2 separate regions of the Mus musculus genome follow, and region 2 is linked to region 1. Evidence: chromatin loops called from intact Hi-C (ENCODE). Cell type or tissue: left cerebral cortex. All regions are shown on one strand. Links, peaks and the distances in the headings refer to the core of each region. The heading gives the core; the rest is flanking DNA.

Evidence for each region. Hi-C counts contacts between places; a loop is a spot of excess contacts. Peaks named below come from ENCODE experiments on the same cell type or tissue, not always from the same donor. Only the 100,000 strongest peaks of a DNase experiment are listed, where the experiment ranks them.
Region 2: a loop joins it to region 1, with 2.4 times the contacts of the local background. A loop is called at or near these places in 2 of 42 quality-filtered maps.

What each region holds. Positions count from the first base shown.
Region 1 is chr17:11,455,886-11,466,502 of GRCm38, forward strand. The region is part of intron 5 of Prkn (parkin RBR E3 ubiquitin protein ligase); the gene reads left to right. Among named protein-coding and RNA genes, the nearest start is that of Gm41525, 200 kb to the right of the region's middle. In left cerebral cortex, for the core only: no CTCF peak of the experiment used is centred there; DNase peaks (open chromatin) are centred at 4,548 and 7,039.
Region 2 is chr17:11,381,112-11,391,728 of GRCm38, forward strand. All of the region lies in intron 4 of Prkn (parkin RBR E3 ubiquitin protein ligase), which reads left to right. Among named protein-coding and RNA genes, the nearest start is that of Gm41526, 250 kb to the left of the region's middle. In left cerebral cortex, for the core only: no CTCF peak of the experiment used is centred there; DNase peaks (open chromatin) are centred at 2,644 and 4,322; H3K27ac peaks cover 2,408 bases.

The DNA of each region.
Region 1 (10,617 bases), core at 2,422-7,421:
TAGTCATGTAAGTGTGTTCTTAGTATGATAGTCTAATTACCTTTCCATAGCAATAAACATGGACAACGGACATTTTCACAGAACTCAAAGTAGACTGTTGTGTAGGTACATTTTCAAGCCTTAAGTGCAGGAATAATGCAAAGCCTGTGACAAGCCACTATATGAAGGAATCATAGTTCCTGAATTTTACCACAGAGAAAGCAGTCTTGTGTCTGAAATTGAAACCTTAACACTTTTTCAAAAAGTTTTCCTCAACTAGTCTCGATGTTGGTTAGTGTGCTTGCCTTTCATCACTTGCGTCCATAGCTGTCACTTACCAACTAATGTGAGACTGGAACGTAACAACAAGAGGGAAAAAATGATGTGCCTAGAATTTCTACCTTTCCAACTTTGTCTACCACTCTGCAATGTTCAGAGTGTGGTATTAAAAAAAAATTATCCATAAAGGAACATCTAGAAAAAAGTTCACATCTTGAAAACTAGGTCAGTGCCTTTTGAAGCCTTTATCTGCATTTTCCCTTCCTTTGAGCTCAGTGAATGAACCTACTATGACTAACGGTTGTAGTTCTGGCCTCACTGATCCCATGTCTCACCCATGTTCACATCATGTGGAAAGCAGGCCACAACCTCATGCTTTCAAGTAGCAGGGCAGGACGAAAGCCTCCCCAAACCCTTCACCCAATGGATGGAGAATGCATGGCCCTCCACAGGGCAAGGCTCTCCACCATCCCCTCCTGATGGAGGCCTTGTGTACATGTAGATGTGCTCACAGGGGCCTAAAGCATTGGATTGAGCCTGAGAAAAAAGACTTCCTGGTTTCAGTGAAGTCCTGTCAATTTAGCAGGCGTGCAAGCACAGATTACGAGCTGCTGGTGTCTATTGTGTTAACATGGTGTGGACAGGGGACTCCCCACGTCTCCGTCTGCATGCCAGATCTGTGAAGTTGCAGAAATCCTCTTCAGCTAGGTCCTCTCGCTGCTCAGCAGATCGATTACATGTCAGAGCAGTAAGCATGAAGTGTCCTGGGGAGAGTCATCACAGTCTGTCGTCCCAGTGACCTGCACATCGTGGGCTCATTCTGAATGGCGCTTTTCAATCCATCTCTCAGGGATGAGACTTCACTGAGGCATACCAGAGCTGAAACACTTCGCTTCCCCTCCAAGTGCCCTTTGAGCACCTGAACCCATGTCTTACACAGTGCTAGCAATTCTAAGGATGTACAGATAACAAAGTGCTTATTATTTCGTTATTAAGGACCCAGACATCCAGGGCCAATGGAAAAGAGAATAATAAGGAAGAGATGTAGGTTAAGACTTAACACTTATGATGTAAACCACTTGTTCATCTCTGCTAAGTTTTTTTTTCTTATAAAATATATTGTGTAATGGAGTTTTAGCCCTCATGATCATAGTTCTGACAACAGAAAGAAAATATCCTGCTAGTGCATTTTTAAAAAGTTGTATAATCTACTGGATACTCTAACTATGATCGATGACTACAGCACCTAGACTTTTGTAAAGTACACAGTGCTTTACAAAAAAAAAAAAGTGTGTATTTCAGTATAGTGATGTATAGCCAAGGTGTGAAATGGCATGAAAATATATCTTCGAGGCAAACCCTGGGACATGCTATCACATAAACACATCATTTAACCTTGTTATATTTACATTGGGGTTAAAGATGAAGTCACTACATGGTGTTCTCATTAGTTCTGACCCACCTTATGTATGGGTTAGTTCCCAGTAGGAGGCTTCTATTATTATCTTGGGGGGTGGGAGAAGTTTCCTAATCTTCAAGGAATATTTGGGACAATTAGAAAAACTTGGTCAAGTTTATAAATCATTGAAATGCTCAGTTTACACCTTTTAGTGTTTCATAGTGATTGTTAATCATTCATGTTGTGTTATTAAAGCAGGCCTCATTATGCATCTGTCAAGATTATAGATGTGTATTTACCATTAAGGACTGGAAATAATTTCAAAAAACACACTTTTAATGTTTTATAATAAAATTTCTTCGAATAGTGTTGAAAATGGCTTTCCTCATGGTTGGCTAAATTAGTCTGCCTCTACCCGTGTTCCCAAAGACTAGCATTCGTTCTTGTCATCTGTGTTCTATTTGCTGCTGTGCCTCAAGTCTGACTTCCTCCCTCTGGAAGTTACCAGAGCCTCTGCTCTATTCCAGATCTTTCCCTCACGGCCCTGTGTGTGTCGTATACATAGCCGGTTCCCTCAGCAGAGCACAGTGAACAACAGTGGCCCTCCCTGCATGGTCTCTCTCCACACTGGGTATTGGATTATTTTAAGATGAATACAACTTGTCTAGTGAAAAGAAAAAAAAAAAAGAAAAGAAAAAAGAAAAAGTAAGGCCAGTGACTGAAAAGGTTAACCAACAATTTAAAAGGCCTCTTAGCTCTTGCCAGGATGGGTGGAGCTTCAGAAAACAACAAACATGGCCTTTTATTGTGGTAGAGAAAATAATCCAAATTAATTAAGTACAGAAGCAAGTGTTCTTGGTTGTCTGCTGAGCAAGGCTGTGCTTGGCATGAAGCACTACCCCATTGACTGCTACACAATAAGCTTTACCCTCGCATCACTGAAATATGTGCTGGTGATTCTCATTCTTGAGTTGTTCGGCATTGACGAAAGGGTAGGATTTTTTGTTTTGTTTTGTTTTTTCATCATTTGTCCAAACTGGTGTTTTCCAGATAGTATATTTGACATGGCAGTGATTAGAGAGCACCTTGTCCACTTGATAGCATGAGAGATGAATTTGTTAGGATTGCTATGTGGTAAATGTTGCTTTCCTTAATTATAGATATAGAAATAAGGCCTGTTTTATAACATCTAATGCTACATAGCCAGGAGTTCTTAAAGCTCAATTTCAAACTCATATCGTGAACATAAAAATAGCACAAAACATCTCAACTGTCATGTGGCGATAACTCCTTACTATGTCTCCACACCAAGATATCATAAACCACTACCGAATTACATCATTATTACTGTTAGCATTTGATTTATGCTTTGCAACAGGTTTTCACTATGAAGTAAACTTGAACTCTAGCCCATATGCTTCCTGCCACTAATTCCTGATTGCTGTGATTACGTGGGACTGGGCCCAGCTTTGAACTGGAGGCTGAAAGTGAGGGGAAAAGATGAACAAAATAATACCATGAAGTTCAAACACATAGGACCCTGAAGATTCACTTTATTCTGTGACCTTCAATATTTAAAATATAATGTACTTAATAGTGGGTTTTTTTTTTTGAGCCAAATTGGAAGGGAGGCATAAGTAGGACTCACATTTTCAGTTTACTGAAAGAAATTTGTGGCTGTGATTGATTTTTGGTGGCCAAGATTGGTTTATTTGATTCACATCTGTAGGTCCCATCTCTCTATGCAGTAGTCCCCAACCTTCCTAATGCTGCGACACTTTAAGTGGACCTCTTCATGTTGTACTGACTCCCAGTTGTAACATGGTTTCCATAGCTACTTCATACTTGCAATTTTGCTAGTTAGGAATCGTAATGTAAATATCTGTGTTTTCCAATGGTCTTAGGAGACTCCTGTGAAAGTGACCCACAGCTTGAAAACTGTTGTTCTAATCACTCCTTGTACTGGAGAGCAGAGTGAGCAGAGCCCCTCCCCTTAAATGAGAAGTGAGGACCACAGTTCTGCTAGCATGGTCTGAGAGCAAACTCTAAGTCCCCAGTAAGGGCTAAGGTGGACCATGTGACCCCTGCAGGGCTGGAGGCCAACAAAGGCGTTCGGTGGACCAGCAGGTATAAGCTATGATCTCCATCGTAGGGCTGCCATCTCAGTGGCCTGCAAGTGTGGGCCGGTCATGAGGAGAGTGTTCCAAGTGGCATAAGTGAATTTCTAATACTGTACTTCTAATTGTCACCACAACCATATACCTCATCCAAGCAGCGAGCCAGAGACCAGCCATTACACTAGGGTTCTTTATTTTTCATGATGGGGGATGAAGAAAGTTAGCCCTAAGTCAGAGAAGCTCGGTAGAAAGTTCTCTTTCACTGTTTTACAGACATTTTGGGACAACACTTGAATTAATGTCTAATCACCGTAGATGAGACACCCACAACACAAACAAACTAACAAACAAGCAAACTCCACTTTAACCAAGCATATCTTGGTGAATTGGTGAGTTAAGTTTGGATTATTTAGTGGAACATAGGTGAGGAATTGCTTCAAAGAACACAGACAGCTTATGGACAGATCCACCACTCATAAAAAGTATCTTCTTCCCATCAACTATAAAAAGCCCATATATCCTTGGGGGAGGGGCTAAATATCAGGAATCTATTGCCCCACTCTATAAAGGAAATGAGCTCAGTCTTGTATAGGCCTCCTTGGAGGAATCACAGTTGCTGACAGTCCCAGAAGGCCAGAGCCAGCATTCCACAACAACCTACCAAGAACAGAAGGAAAGACAAGGACGATTTGGTGATAAAGATGGTTAATTTGGGATTTACTACACAGAGTCTATTTTTTCCAATGGAGTGGGTTAGTGAGCCCCAGTTAAGTCCCACTTTGTGTGTAAAATAGGGATGGAGAAAAATAATATATATCCCTCTGCTTTATGTACATTGTGCTAAGCCTGTTAACTTGAGTCAGAACTGTGTGTGCAATGCCTGTGGCAAGCAGGGAAGAATCACAGAGAAGCAGGCGTGTCCCCTTTGGCACATAGTGACTTCTTTTTATATATAAGAATTAGTCCCACCTTTTATTTTCTTTGGCAGCAAATTGCCCTATAACATAAAACTGACTTTCATAAAATATCAGTAAATTTGAAATGCCAGATGGAGACCTTTGTCTTGGCAGTTCTGAGCTGTTCTTTTCCATTTCCCTAGTTCAGAATGAATGCTTATCTTGTCAGTTTATGCTCTATTGTACAAAGGTTCTGTTTTGTGTAAACGATTGTCAGTCAATTTAGAATAAATTGATTTCTATCTCTAAGGATAGAATATCCCCCAGTGTAAGCACAGGCTTTTTATGAAAGTGCCTTTTACCTTTGAGTTCTGACCTTGGCCCTCTGTATTGATTGTCACATAGACATATCCACACTTTTAGTCATGACGTGTGAAGCTCCCTGCTCCCTATTCTCTTACCCAAAGCCCTTTCTACATTATACTCTTTATATCCGAATAACTCTCCAATTATGGCAGCTCCGATCTTGAAGAATGAGTGTCAATTTACCTCGATTTCAGAGAGTAGCCGGGTGAGCAGTTACAGGTGGTAAGGGAAAGGGAAGAGGAAGGCACTGAAAGCAGGCTTCAGACACAAAGACGGAGCTTACAGGTATCACTTAGTGAATAGGATGCTGTGCTCTTCCTGGCCCTTGCAGAGGCCATGACAGCCCACTCCTTTCTGGAGGCCAGAACTGACGTGGTGGGGGGGGGGGGGTGTCTGTGTGTGTGTGTGTGTGTGTGTGTGTGTGTGTGTGATCACCACTGTGATTGGTTTCTCTCTTGATTTCATATGAGCTTCTGTTCCCCATGCTAGAGAGAGGAAAAGAATGATTTATGATCCCGAAGCTTTCCTCCCTCCAAAGAGTAAAGTTTGGTGGTCCAGCTATTGTGTAGGGATTTTCCCCCCACTACCTCATTTGGTGATTTTTTTTTAACTGCAAAATATTGAACTCACAAAGGGCAAGATCTTAACTACTCCACAGCAAGGAACACTAGACAACTGAACAGCTGCCATCACTTGCTGGAAGAGTTGACTGTAAGAATTCCTAGTCTCAAAATCCAGCTACATTTACTCAAAGTACTGTTTTAAAATGTATGTTTTCTATAATAATATGAGTGTGTTACCATCTAACAGTATTATCATACCTACACAAAAGGAATTGTACCTAACCACAAGAAAGTAGGGATTGTCTAAACTCAAGAGAGAACAGCCATCCAACAGATGGCTGTACTATGCTATACTATGCAGCTATAGTGACAGATGACAGAAACTGTACTATGCCACTATGCAGATAGTGAAAAGCTTGTGTGACCAATGTGTCCATTACAGATCATATTGTTAAGTTGTACTGCCATATCAGGTTTCATCTTCTTGGGTGGGAGTGAAGAGGACGTTATTAGGAGCTTAATTCAGCTAGAGCACACGCTGAAGGACCAGGTATGGGTGAATGCTCAAGGAGGAAATGCTCGTTCCCTCCCCTTTTGTTTTTTTTTTCATGGGTGGGGTGTGTGTGTGTGTGTGTGTGTGTGTGTGTGTGTGTGTGTGTTTAGGTGTTTATGGAGCACCTGTGCACATGCTTGCCTGTGGAAGGCTACATACTGACCTTCTGAGTCACTCAGGTACTCTCCACACTGTTCTTTGAGGCAGTGTCTTTCAACTGAACCCAGAGCTCACCAACAGTTTGGCTGTCCCCACCTTCCAAGCATGGGCTATTATACCCATCCGGGATTTACATCAGTTGTAGAGATCTGACCTTTGGCCCACATACTTGCTGCGTACACGGCATACATTTTAAGCACTGAGCCATTGCATCCTACAAGCCACATGTTGCCTGCTCAGTCCCTTTTTATTCCGTTGTCTCTGCTTAGAACAGTGTCCTGACAGGGGGTGGGGACGGGACAGGGGTGGGGAGGGGCTTCATGCATTTGTCAGTACTATCTAACTGTGGAGAAGGGTAGAGGGTTGTGGATGGAACATCAATAGGAATGGCTCAAAGTAGACCGAGTCACTTTGGAGTGTGACCTCAGTGTTTAAATATGCCTAAAGGAGATCTCAGCCTGAGTCCTCTGGAATCCAAGACACAAGAACAGCAACATGAGGGAGTAACACTCTTCTCCACTGCAGCTCTTAGTGTGCAGCAGGGTCCAGCCAGCTATCTGGTCCAGGTGGGCTGGGCAGGGTCTCTTTATCAACTTCTTGGGGGTGGGGAGGTACTTTGCTGTTTCTAGAGATGGATAGGAAGTCATCTCTTCCTAGGCAGCAGCTAGACTCCTCAGAGAAAAGCAAGTCAGCCACCATATGTCTGCTGGATTTTATAACACACATGGAGAGAGTAAGTCATAGGCGAGAAGGATCTGTGATAAAGGTGTGGGATAGAGCTGACAGACAGTGGGAGCAGGCCGTGCTGGCAGCCTCTGGCTAAGGAGAGTGGTCTCCTCCAGGGACCTCCATTAGTTTAGTTTGACCTTTATAAATGTAATGTTTTTTATCCATTTTGAAATAAAAATCAGGAAAGACAGAGAAGACACAAAGGTAAAATAAATGATAAATATAAACATATATACCATGGTATTCAGTTGAACAACATTGCCAGGGACCAAACGATATCAAAGACAGACTTCATTATGATATCCCACTAGGATACAATCTTAGTAAATATAAAAGTGGATTTATCTATTGTTGGTGGGGCAAGGGAGAGGGTTCCACGACTGGATAATTGACTCTGTAGCTCTTTTCACTCTAAATCTTCTAAATTTCTAAGAGAAAAAAATAAAAAGCACTGTGAATGATTAGAGCTAGATTTCTCTCCTGAGACTTAAGGGCAGATGTCTAAAGATGTGCTTTGGTGGTTTATTGAATCCTAATTCTCCCATGAACCTAGGTTGCCATAGAGATAGACATTTTCCTGAGTAATGTGTTTCCTGGTTCTGACATCCTGGCATCAATGGCGTCCCTGCAGGCTGTGTAGCCCGAGCACTCATCTGGGCAGGACTTGGCTTTGTCTTGGTTTTCTGAGAATCTCACCACTGAAAACACCAGAGCTTCTCAGAGGAATGGTAGATTGTGGGATAATGGCAGGGAAAGTAGACTTACCCCCAAGATTCTGGATCTAGCACCAAAATACATATTTATACAAATATATAGTGGCATATAATTACAATTACCCTGATGAAAATAGGAATCCATGTATCCACACCAATATGACCTATTAAGTGTATAAAATGGTTAAAAGGTGTCTCGCTCTTTGTATAATTCCAGACATAGAAAGAAAGATGTATTTGGAAAAATCTCATTTTGCCAGTTGTCCCATGAATAACAGACCTGGGCAGGGATCATCCGTGGATGGCAACCTCATAACTCATTTATTAAAACAGGATACTGGGAAAAGGTAATCATCTTCCTAGAAGACATTTACTCATAAAGAGAGAGAGAGAGAGAGAAACTGATAAGATGGTAAGATATGCTTGTAATCCCAGCACTCAGGAGGCTGAGATAGGACACTCACTATGCGGTCAAGAGTAGCCTGGGCTGTGTAATGAAACTCTGGCTGGGAGTGTGATGACTTAGAGAAGGAAAAGGGGAAGAAAGGAAAAAGGAATGAGTAGGGAGAGAGAGGAATCAGAGCCGGACGCCCTCAGCTACATGGTCACAGTTGTAGTGTTGCATCATGGTGTTTTGCCCCTTGTGAGAAAATATCAAACTCCTACTTGCTCACAATCTTGGACTTGTACCCCACAGGAAACTTCATAGTCATAAACAGAAAATAAGGATCATGTTCAGACCACAGGACTCTGAAAGGACACACACCAGATGTCATGTAGGTGGGGCTTTGGGCTAGTATGGAAATTGTTGATGTAAATTATATCAACCAGGCAAGTTCAGCCTGTGTGTGCCACCACATGCATACATGGATAGTGGCAAATGCAGCCCAACAAACTTCCAGATGACAGCATCACACCCCAGTGTCAAAAGGCTGCACACTCCAGACTGGTACAATTCACAGATAAAAATCTAATCTGATGAAGCACATAACGGAATTTTGTCAACCCTCCTTATCTTCAATAACAGTACCATAAGAGGATTATTATTAGCACACAGACATTATATTTATGAGCGTCATTCCTTAGGTCCACCTTGTTAAAATCTAGAATGCGCGCACAGACCGACTTGCATCTCCAATGTGTGTAACAAGCACTTAAGCCCCAGCTTCAGCCTGTACCCGTTCTTGTACCCTGCTACAGCAGCTCTTTTCTGTGGAAACTGAAATCATTTCCTCTCCTCAGCTGCCTTAAATTATTTAAGAATAGTGTTTCGGGTAGCAGCAAGGATTTCACGTGGCTGAAATTTCTAGAAAAAAGAATCATTTCCTCTGGACCGTGACCTTTCTGGATAGTGTTCCCCGGGTAAGTGACTCGGATTTCTGTTCTCTCTCATGTTGATTTCCAAATTCCCAAGCCTTTTCCAGGTTGCAGTGTGGGCTGGAGAGCTTCTGACCTCTCTGTAGCCTTCCTGCCTGGCTTGCTTTGGTCGCAAACCTATAGAAACAGCATCATGATCCAGGCTTCTCCCGTGCCTTCCTTGCTATTACCACATCCAGATGCAGTGATACAGGACTGTCTTGGTACAATTGCTGATGCGATGCCAACTTCTTTATTTCCAGTGATGGTGTCCAGGGTGTCTTTTTCTCATGTGCTCTTAGGATTTATTTTTCTTTCCCTGCTTGATTTCCCATTGTATGTTTCCTTCTATGTTAAACTGTAGGATGTCTTGTGCAGAATTTTATTTGAAATCCAGGGTAGACAGAGGGGAGTAAGCAAGTGTGATACTTTTTGCTATTCATTAAGCCCGGCTTTGTTCAGATTCCTGTTAAAACTGCCATTTGCTGAGAGATGTTAGGGTTGTGTTGTGTTGTTGTTGTTGTTGTTCTTGTTCTTGTTGTTGTTGTGTTTTGTTGTTTTGTTTTTGCTCATCAATATTGAAGAGTATGCTCTTGGCTTCAGCATCCACTTCTCAGGCAAGGCTGGGAAGCCAGTGTCTAAAGGTACTTGATTCTCTCTGACAGGTACCCCAACAGCTCAAGCCAACCAGGGCTGGTGTAGTTCTTATAGGCAAGCCTCCTGGGGCAGACGCAGGCAGAGGAGGATACAGGCTGGGGTGGAATGAAAAGCAGCTATCCTGAACACAGAACTGTCAAGTGTGTTTTCTCATGTGTATTTTTCTCTTATTTACAGAATTGTGAAACTCTCAAGAATTTACTGGAATTTTCAAAGTAAAACTTTACCATTCTAGCTTCCTCCTTCTCTTCAAAACAAACTCAACTTTTTGGTCTTAGACAATCCAGTTACGCCTCATTTCCCTTTGTAATTTTTTTCAGTTGAACTTCATTTTTCATTTTAGCATCTTGCCGAAGTGTGTGGCATCTTATAAATACTCCCCAGTGAGATCTGAAAAGGCATCCGCAGCTCCGATTTCTGCACTGGGGCTGTGTGTGAAAAAGCCTTTCACTCAGCTATGTCAGAGTGACACATAAATAGAGCACCTGGTACTTCCAGATAGATATTGGGTCTGTTTTTTTAAGGTATTCAAAATTTAGTGTTTGTGGAATGAGGTTATTATAGAGAACTCTAGATAGCTGTAAATCCAAATTGATTTGGACCATCTTGCGTGCCTCTGGGAGGTGCTAAACCATTCCCTTCTCTTCCCATCCCCCTTCCACTATTATATCATTAAGGTAATAATGTTGTCTGCCAGAATTTGTTGTGATGAGCAGATGGATCACTAATATTTTGCTGATTGATTCCTCACTCAGCTCTGCTATAAAACTTAATTGATGACTCTGCCATCCACAGTTTAAGTGGCACCTATTAGTGTCGGCTCAGAAAGCCAGCAGAAGTCTTGGCCATTA
Region 2 (10,617 bases), core at 2,317-7,316, 75 kb before region 1:
CTTCGCTACAGAGCGACACTGTACAGTTGATTTTGGTGCATGGCACACTGATACCATCTGACTGTTATTTCAATGTATGTCCACAATTCCTTCAGACCTTAAGCAAGAGTCCATTGGGTCAGTGCTAGAAACGGATGATGGAGACAGGAAAGTAACTGAGAGCTGAGCGTTGAGCATGTCACCCATCCTGATGCAAAGCACATAAAGGCTTTGATTTCAGTACTTAAATGCATTGTGTCTAAACGTGTCTTAGTGGTGGTCAGCATATAACTGAGTCAGGGTGACGTGTGGTTCACGTTAAAAAATGTAAAATGGGGGGAAACACTAGATTAAGAAATGCTCACACTTCACAGAAAGAAACCAGGAAGACGGGTTAGGATAAAAGGGAATATGAACAGGTTAAACAGATCTTGAGACAAAGGAGAGAGGCAATTTCTGACTCATCTGCAGAAGGCCCAGGGTTGATATGATACTAAAGCCTAGAAAAAACACATTTGCCAGCTAGAGATTAAAGCTGAAGAGAATGCTGAAGAAACACAACTTAAGATGTCCAGATGATCCTCTGGTGAGGAAAGCCCTGTGAAGATATGTCTTTGCCGTTCCAAAACGGACATGGCAACATTGGTCAAATAATTTAATCCTTTACAGCATACAGATAATTTAAGTGAAGAAACACTGTAAGGTCACCCCAAACCAATCAGACCTAATTTTTGCAGTTGATGGCTGAGAACCTTTGAGGACCAGCCTGTCTTGCAGAATCTGCCAATGACTCTGGCTTTAGCATTCATGTGGCAGGTAAACTGAGGCAGGCAGCTGTTAAGGTTCAGTGCTTAGAGCCACTGACAGGGTGGATCAAGATACCTACAGGGGCTGCTGCTTTTCAAAGGCAGCCAGCGATTAGAGAAATTACTCAGCAGACTTTTTTTTTTCCTGAGGGAACAAAGCTTAATTTACTGGGGCTGCACTCTTTGTGACTAGTGGAAAAACTATGAACTCTTTTAACTCCTTGGAACTGGTGAGAAAGAGAAGGAAAGAGAGAAAATTCATAAACCCCATAAAGTGTGCACATGTGCAAGCATATGCACATGCACACTCACACGTGCACACACACACATACACAAACACTGGATGAAACAAAAGACAGAGTTCAATAACTTCATACACACACATATATACATACATGTATACAGGCCTACAGACAGACATACATAGTCACATGTAGAATGGTTAGAGCAAAGCTCCTACAAGCAGCTCTTAAGTATTCCACACATGCATACATAAATATACACAGTTGATACATGGAAGGCACAATGTTCCAACCTCCATTTGCACAAACTTTGTGTATACATACATAGTTGATGGATGGGAAAGACAACCACACCACACCACACTACACCACACCACACCACACTATACCATACTATACCATACCATATCATACCATACCATACTATATATACTATTACCCTACTTTGATCTTTCTTCTATAGTTTATATGTCCAAGCAAAATCTTTCAAGCAGTACACAATTGCAATGTGATTATAGTTTAGTTTTCTTCTAGTGAATTATTATGAAAAAATAATGTTTTTCAATAACTTTATAAGATATAACATTACATACTACAAGTAAAGAAAACAAATTATTCTGAAAAACCCATATAAATTCATAATTAAGCAACTCGTTGTGGATTAACAAAGTGTAAGCAAGCAAGGGAGTTTTCTCAGCCAGTTTCTCTTACTGGAAGGCAGCATTTTATTGTTTATCTTTAAAAGTAATCTTGTAAGAATCTTAACTTTTACCTAAAAATCAGTCATATCTACCTTAAGTCCTCAAATTGCATATCTATTCATCATCATTTCTCTATGAATCATATCAGGAAGGTGAGGGCAAATATGGGTGTAAGAAATCAATCAGCAGCAGCCCAGCCTCAGTGAGAATCACGTCAGCCAGGGCTGCCATTGTTTTGTTCTCTGAACAACAAAAGTTCCCGAGTTTAACTAATAAGAGTGTGCCTTTTTTAACTTCAGGTTGTATCCTAAGATTTTCTACATCAAAGACAGTAGTAAAAACACCTCAACCTTGGTTCCCTAACTTTATTTTCCCAAACATTTTCTAAGGGTGGTAGTCATTTTTGGTAATCTATGTCTCTAAGTTCTTCTCTAGGGTGGTAATAGAATCATTAAACTGCTCCAGGAGAGATGCCTGAAAGAAACCAAGCATGAGCATGGTGAATGCCAGAAGTACTGTCCAGTGAGTGACTTGAAGCCCCCTTAAAGTTTTCATATAGTCCTTAGATTAAGAGGGATGTGATGGTAGCAAGCAGAGCAGAACTCCATAAGAGCACAGTCCTCCAGGTCATGCTACACTGAGGCACACCCATGTGGTTATGGTAACCCATGGACTGCATTCCATGAGTTCTAAAGCCATTTGTCGTTCTTCATGCATGGCCCTGAGCAAGAATCTTGGTGTCATCACTCGGGAGTCATCCAATGCTGCGGAGACACCCCTGCAGCCCACGCACAGGCAGCTCTCTTCACTGTGCTGCCTCCCATCACAGAATGAGGACAAGAAGCCCATGCCATGGGGTTTGCTTCTGTATAGAAGATAAGTGTCTGGCAGAGCTGCTGTGTCTACCACTGTCTCTTATTGTGCATTTAGACATATGCTATGTTAATCAGTTTATTTCCATCTTTACGAAGTATGGTGGGACGAGGGAGGGGTGGCAGATGGACAGCCCTGCCTCTGTGGATGCTCACAGGAGAAGCACTTCTAGCAACAAGGCATCTGCTTCTCGCAAGACCCTCTAGTGGGTGTTGCCTCTGAAAGCGCTCTCCAGGATTTAAATACAGCAAATCATTCTCTAACTGTAAAAGAGACATACACTTAGGATGTATGTACATCACATCACATCACATCACATCACATCACATCACATCACATCACATCACATCACATCACACATGGCATGCCTCCTGGCTACTGTGTACTACATTCAGTCATACCTTCATTCAGTAGCTACATAGACTGCTTGCTCTGTATTCTCTCTTGAGAGATTGGAATGAACACCCATTCTATTCCACTCGGTCATTTGATATTCTCTGTGTGTCTCTCTCTGTCTCATCCCTCTCCATCTCTTCCCTCTCCATCTCCTTCTTCCTCCATCTCCTCCCCCACCATGTATGTGAACATATGAGTCGTGTGTCTGTTTGTAGACTCACTCTCCCTCAGGCAGTCTTCACACTGGCTATCTTTGTGTCTCCACTTCTGAGTGCTGGGATTATGAACATATGTCACCAATCTCAGCTCGATCATCTGATCATCATAAGCCTTGACCATGGTCTCCAGGTGGAAGTAGAAAAGGCATTCTATAATGACTCTGACTTTCATGTGTCTAATGGTGAGCTGTGTACATGCATGGTTAAATGAGAGGAGCAGAGCAAAATGGATGCTAGCCGTTTTCCGCAGATGCCTCTTAATTGTTTCCTAATCCTATCTTCCAACTCTCACTAGAAGAATCCCTGACACTGAAATTGTGATAATCACTTCATCTTAAGCCTTTTGTAGGAAAAAATATTGTTGCTAGCTACGGAACCTATGATAATATTTCCATGTTGCAGCCAAGTACATCTGCGTACCGTGCCAGCAAGAAGTGAAGAGAGGCTGGGCGGTGGTGGCGCACACCTTTAATCTCAGCACTCGGGAGGCAGAGGTGGGTGGAGTTCGAGGCCAGCCTGGTCTACAAAGTGAGTTCCAGGACAGCCAGGACTCTAAAGAGAAACCCTGTCTCGAAAAACCAAAAAGAAGAAGAAGAAGAAGAAGAAGAGGAGGAGGAGGAGGAGGAGGAGGAGGAGGAGGAGGAGGAGGAGGAGGAAGAGGAGGAAGAGGAGGAAGAGGAGGAGGAGGAGGAGGAGGAGGAAGAGGAGGAAGAGGAGGAAGAGGAGGAAGAGGAGGAAGAGGAGGAAGAGAAGAAAAAAAGGAAGAGGAGGAGGAGGAGGAGGAGGAGGAGAAGAAGAAGAAGAAGAAGAAGAAGAAGAAGAAGAAGAAGAAGAAGAAGAAGAAGAAGAAGAAGAAGAAGAAGAAGAAGAAGAAGAAGTGGTGAAGAGAGGATAGATGCGAAGCTATGCTCCGTAGGAGCAGCCAAGCTGCTCACCTGCTTCTGAGCTGAGGTGCTGAGGGAAGGGCCTCCTGCAGCCTTTCCCAGAGCACTGGGTCTGAAGCATGAAGCTTGCATGGGCCATCTTGACTGCTGGGCTTAGCGATGTGTGGCACGATTTTGGCAGCGTGCTTCCTATTTCTGCTTGCAGACTGTTGGTGTCCTTATTAAGTCAGAACTAGAGATGACGTGTCCCATTCCCACAGGACAGCTGGCAGTTTAGAAGATGGTATTTTTGGAGAGTTACTCACTCTATAATCACTGTACTTGGTGCAAGCTGAGCAGCCCTTGGAGGCATTGACAGAGATGGCCCTTTGTTCCTCCAGGACCCACTTCCTACACTCCTCTGCCTTGCAGCCAGTATTGAGACTCATTCTTGAAATTTCCTTCTTTTTGACAGATTCTTCTTTGTTACACACACACACACACACACACACACACACACACACACACACACCATCCTCCTGGCTCCTAAAAATAGCTCTTCTTTGATGTTGTTCCTTGGCCCCATCTGTGTCCTCTCTAGCCTTTTCTGTCTCATTGTCTCATGCTGTGTTAGAGTTAAATAGATTTATCTGAAGCTCAGTCTCAAATCTTCACTTTTAGCCCATTACCATCTTCTTACATACAAGGCAAGTTGCTTATGTGATAATTTAGGCTTGTATGTTCCCCAAACATAGCCATTTGACATACCTCACATCCACACCCATGAATGCACCCTTTCGTGTCCATCCACCAGAAAAATAAATGGAGTTATCTTGTACTTCTTCATTTTCTTACACTTCAAAACCCAGATTCTGACTTAATGCCCACTGTTGTTGACCCCAGGCGTAGCCTTTTTACCGCATAGTACTTAGGGTGGTATGTGGAACTCTCAAGTTTGAATCCTCTTGTGTTCCATTCTCAGTTGGAGAAGAGAAAGCCCAGTGGCTTTTCACACAGGGATCTTAAGATAGGGAATGGTTGTGTAGTTTTAGAACATGAAAAGGAAAACCCAAAGCAACAAGGAACCAGATGGTAAGGCCGAGGCCCAACCACCTCTTGGTGTCAGGGCACAAATGGGAGAGCCTGGGGGCTCTCTGGTGAAAATTCTTGGATCTGAGGTTTAGACCACTCCAAGAACACGAGGAAGTTATTTATCTTGGTTCCAAATCTAGAGGCTGAAGGAAGAGACAAATCTAGGAGGGAGTTTTGCTCTTCCGTGGAACAGTTGCTGTTGTGTCGATGTCTATAGATATCTACCAAGTGGAAAGAAGAATATGTCAACCCCCTCCCCCATGCAGGGTTTCTAGCCTCCCTTAAGTATATCCTTTTGAAACAATCTAATCTAGTTGAAAAATTAGTTGATTTAGCAGGTTGAATAATTTGATGGTAAACCCTGACCAAATCATCGAAGAGTAGAATTGAGACCCTGGATTTGGGTATAGGAAGCTAAGCTGTATGAATTACACATATGTGTGTTTGAGTTCTCCTTTCCCAACAGTAAGTATTTTACTCCTAGTAAGAACTAATCATGCTCGCAGCAATTGTCTTGCCATCTTTTATAAAATGGGGCCTATCTCCCAATGATTCTGCATGCCATCCATCTCCGAGAGTCATTACTATTAGTTTATCTTTAGTAGGACGAGAACATCATAGATCCCAAAGAACACGTTAAATTTTAAAACTGACCATAGCACACACAAAAGAGAAGTATGGGAAGTAAGGAAAGAATAAGTTGTGCATGGTGCACATGCGTATTTGTGCTGCATTTAAACCTTAGCAGGGATGAGGGTTAGGTCTTGCCTAGTGGTTCTCATTCTGTCTCCTCCTTCCTCGCCAGCATCTCCCTTTGTAAAGACTGGAACTATGTGTTATGTTTTATTTTCCCTTTGTCCTTAGACAGGGTGGTCTAAATTTTAATTCTCAAAGGCTCCAAATATTCTGTCATCTAGGCTTTGTTTCTCACAGTTGCATTAATTTTGATTATTGGACATAGGATTATTTGATTACCCAGACGTTTGGGAAAAGACAGGGAGCAATATCTGCCAATACAATACCAAGAGGTATCCCCACTGAAAAGCTAAGTATATCCAAATCCCCTTTTCTCTGAGATCATTGTACAATAGCCATCCAATTTCTCTCAGTAACTGAGACCAATGTGCCTGCCACCCATATGTTTTTTCCTTCATTGTAACAAGACTCCAAAATGGCAGCAGAGCATCTCAGTTTGTTTTTTTTTTTTTTTCTTAATTTTGGCTCTACTTTCTGGGTACTAAGGTGATCCACTTTGAGAGTAGGGGAGGAGGTATTTCAAGAGCTTCTTTTCATCTCTGCCTTAGTGTTTCTGTCTCCAAATAACAGAAAGATCTGTGATAATGCTGGCAGTGGCTAACTAGATTCACTCTAGTTACCATATTCAGGAACTGCAGAAGTAACCAACTCACACTTTTCTGGAACTACTGTAAAATCAGTTTGGGTCCACATCTGTTTATAACCTTTTTTTTTTTTTTTTTTTTTTTTTTAACCCTGAATCTGGAAGTACTTTTAGTTTCTGAAGCTTTATTAGCACATATTGATTAGCCCAATTAACACATAATGAGCTTCACAACGTACTTGTTCTATATGTTTGTAACCTTACTAACACAGCATTCCCTCCAGTGACCAAGATAATGCTTTGGAACAACAAGCCGACTTCACTTCACAAACAACCATCCTTGGCAGAAGTATATGCATCTCTTGTTCTGTCTCATGATCATCCTATTGGATGGAACCAGACATTCGGGAAAAGACACGGAACAATCTCTACCATGAATGGCACAGAGAAATGCTGAAAGAAACAAGTGCTTTGTACAAAAATGTCCCTGCAGGCTTTGCCTATGGCGGTAAGAATGGTGGCAACGGGGCTCCAGGACTGAAAGGCTGGGAAGCTCAGAGAAAGAGAAGCAGAACCCCAGAATAACTTTAAAAAACAACAACAGTAACAACATACACCTTTAAAAAAATTCATCCTACAAGATGAAAGGATGTTCCCTTTTCTTTCTTTCTTTTTTTCTTACAGTTATAGAACTGAGTTTTGGAAATGTTATGGAAGCAGGAGAGGTGACAGAACTGTAGCTACATCCAGAGCTTCAAGTATTTAGTGTGGTGGTTAGAGCGTTGATTAGCAAGACACCAGACCCTGGGACATGAAGTGAATGTTTATATAGATTCAGACAAGGCTGACTTTCAGCTTTCTAATCTCCATGATCTTTTCCCTGGCAGAAAAATCAGCTCCATTGGCATCTCTACCTCGGTGCTCGAGGACCCAATCCTTGGTACTGGCTCCTTAGAGGGACAAGGGGAACTGGTTCTGGAGGTGTCAGCAGAATCTAAAAGCAGAAACAGTAGCTGCTTCTGGTACAAAGTGGCCCCACTGGGGTACTGCTGTGGAGATGCTGCTGTCTGCTATACACCACAAACAGACGGGAGCTGTGAAGTTTCTATTCACCTGCTCCTACATTCTGAACTTGTGCTTCCCAAATGCCCAGGCTTCTCCTCATCTAGCTGGCAAAGCATTCCTGGTAAAGCAGTTTGGAGATCTGGACCCATAGCATTATGCTGAGTTTGGAGCTGAGAGAAAATATACAAATACCTGACAGCTCAGCCCATCCTTCTTGGCGCTGGTCCCGAAGTCCTGAGACTTCATGCCCTGTGGATATCATCTCTCTACAGGAAGACTGACATATCCTGCCATGCCTTGGAGCAATATCTACCCATATTTTCTAATAGCAACACACTGATTTCTTTTACAGTTGTCATGATTAAAATATGCTTTGACAAAGCAATGCAAGGGAAAAAAAGGGTTCATTTCATCATGGTAGGTGGTCAAGACAGAAGGATCATGAGGCAGTTGGTCTTATTACATCCACATTCAGAAGAAGGGAACAATAAATATAAATACAGGGTGCTCAACTCTCTTTATCCATTCTTATACAGTTCAGGACCCTGTGCCTAGGGAATGGTGCCACCCACATTAGTCAACTTAATCAAGACCACTTCCCAGATAAACAAGTCCAGAAGCTCTTCTTCCATGGGATTTTGGATTCTATCATGCTGACGGTTACTACTAAACATCGCATATAGCTTCACTCTGTCCCAAGGGAAATGGTGTAAGAAGAAAGAATGCTTTCCCTGCTTTCGTCCATCAACAACTTTGTTGGAGAAAACCTTTGAAATTATTTTTACAGAGAGCAACATTCATCCTTGCCTGCCTTGATATATGTCTGGTTGAGTGTGTTCTATTTTCTTTGGTTTTCTGTAACCAGTAGGCACATGTCATCTCAGCCTGCCATCGCATGTGCTTTGGGTCAGATGTAGCCCATGAAACAATTGGAGAAAAATTGATCGAGGGCTTTGATTTAAAAAAATAGTAATTCCCTTGTGTGCTTTAGACAAGCAGTCTGACAAGAAGCCCATCATCCCAACTGCTGCTCATAAGATTTGGGACTTAGGTGGGCCCCTCTGTAGCTATACTGCTATTGCAGATGTGGGTTTCAGAGGCAGCCCTAAGATACTGAGAGACCTTTAGAAGTTTGTTTTCTTTCAAATGTGTCTCCTAATCCTGGCATTTAGTGAGGTTACAGAGTTCAATGTATAGGTTCCACTTTCTTACAAATAAACACATCGATATACAATGTTGCCAAGTAGGGGAGGTAGGCAAGAGAAGATGGGAGGACAGAATAAACTGAATTAAATCTTTTTGCTGTGAACATCTGGAGTTTTATAACTCAGAGCTTACATGAACATGTCTACCTTTGATTTTTAAATGATTTGTTGGCATATATTAATCATATATAAAAATGAGTATTATTGTGAAATTTTCATATTGGTATACAATATTATATAATAATCCCCTTTCAGTTATTCTCTCCTGGCTCCCTCCCACGCCTGTTTATCCCTTCTCTTCCTGAACAGTCTCCCTCTCTGTTTTCACGCATTTTCATTTTGTCTTGGTTCTGGTTTTGTTGTTGATTACTCAATTAGTTTGATAAGATTGCTTACCTGACCCAGGATGAAGGATAAATTATAGATAAACAGGCACCCGTAGGAGACCCTTAACCAGTGGCTGTACCAGTGAAGAAAATGTCACTTTGTTTCCCAGCAACAATGAACTGCCTCAGAAAGGGGCGGGGCCTGGCGAGATGCATGTTCATGTCTAGTGCAGCTAATCAAGGTTGCTATGAACTCAAGAGTACCATGAACCATATGATGCCAGGAAGACTGTAGTATACAACACACCACCTCATCCTGCAGCTCTTACAGTCTCCCACAGGCTCCCTCCCAGGTTGGTTCCTGAGCTTAGTAGGAGTGATACAGATGTCTCATCCATGGCTGAGGATTGAACAGCCAATCATTCCCAGCAATTTTTACCAGTTATTAATCTCTGCATTAGCTGCTATCCACTTTTTAAAAAGTTTCTTTGACCAATGCTGACAACATCACTAATCTATAGGGATTAAATATAATTCATGTAAGGCAGCATGACAGGTATTCATGTGCACAGAAATGTTTATCTTTAACACATGTTTAGTACCACTTGACACTAGAACTTAAAGCATCCTGACTGTGGTCTCTGTAGCCATGTATAGTATGAGTCCTCATCTTCAGTACCGCAAAGAGACTGACCATCAAGTTTGAACCTGTATGGAACCACTAGGTCTATTCTGTTATACAGCTGTGCACACTGTGTGCAGTCTGCTGTGTGGCGGGTGTGAGAGCCTGGCAGCACAGAAGATACAGCTGGTGTGGGGATACCTTATGAAGCCCTCATTCAAACACAGCAGTCCTAGTGTGAATGATGAATCAAACTTGAATGGATAGAGAAAACAGGTCCAACAACATCTAGAGATGTTGTGGAAGGGAAGTATGGGAACTACTAGAGGTGGGGGGAGTATTTTTAGGGATATGAATCACAGGAGAGACTTGGATTGGAAATGTACAGGTTTTTTAAATTTTTTAAATTTTTATTTATTTTTTATTATTATTATTATCATTATTTTGGGGTTTTTTCGAGGCAGGGTTTCTCTGTGTAGCCCTGGCTGTCTGGAACTCACTCTGTAGACCAGGCTGGCCTCGAACTCAGAAATCCGCCTGCCTCTGCCTCCCAAGTGCTGGAATTGAAGGCATGCGCCACCACTGCCCGGCCAATGTACAGGTTTTTATCATGGTCTTATACAGTTTTGGCTTTACTGTATAGCCATAGGTGCCAGGAAAGTGCTGTTGTGTGAAAGTCTATGACTAGAAAGCCCCAGGCCACAGGCTGAGCCTCTAGACCACAGAGGCATGGGTACTGCCAGTGTATGGTTCTTTTATCTGAAGTCACTTAGCTTCCTCAAGCATTGCTCTTTGCCAAACCATTACACATGACGCCTCTCTGCATACGGAGATTTACAATCACTCTTCGTTGTGTATTGTGAACCTTGCGCTTCTCTCTGTTCGAAACG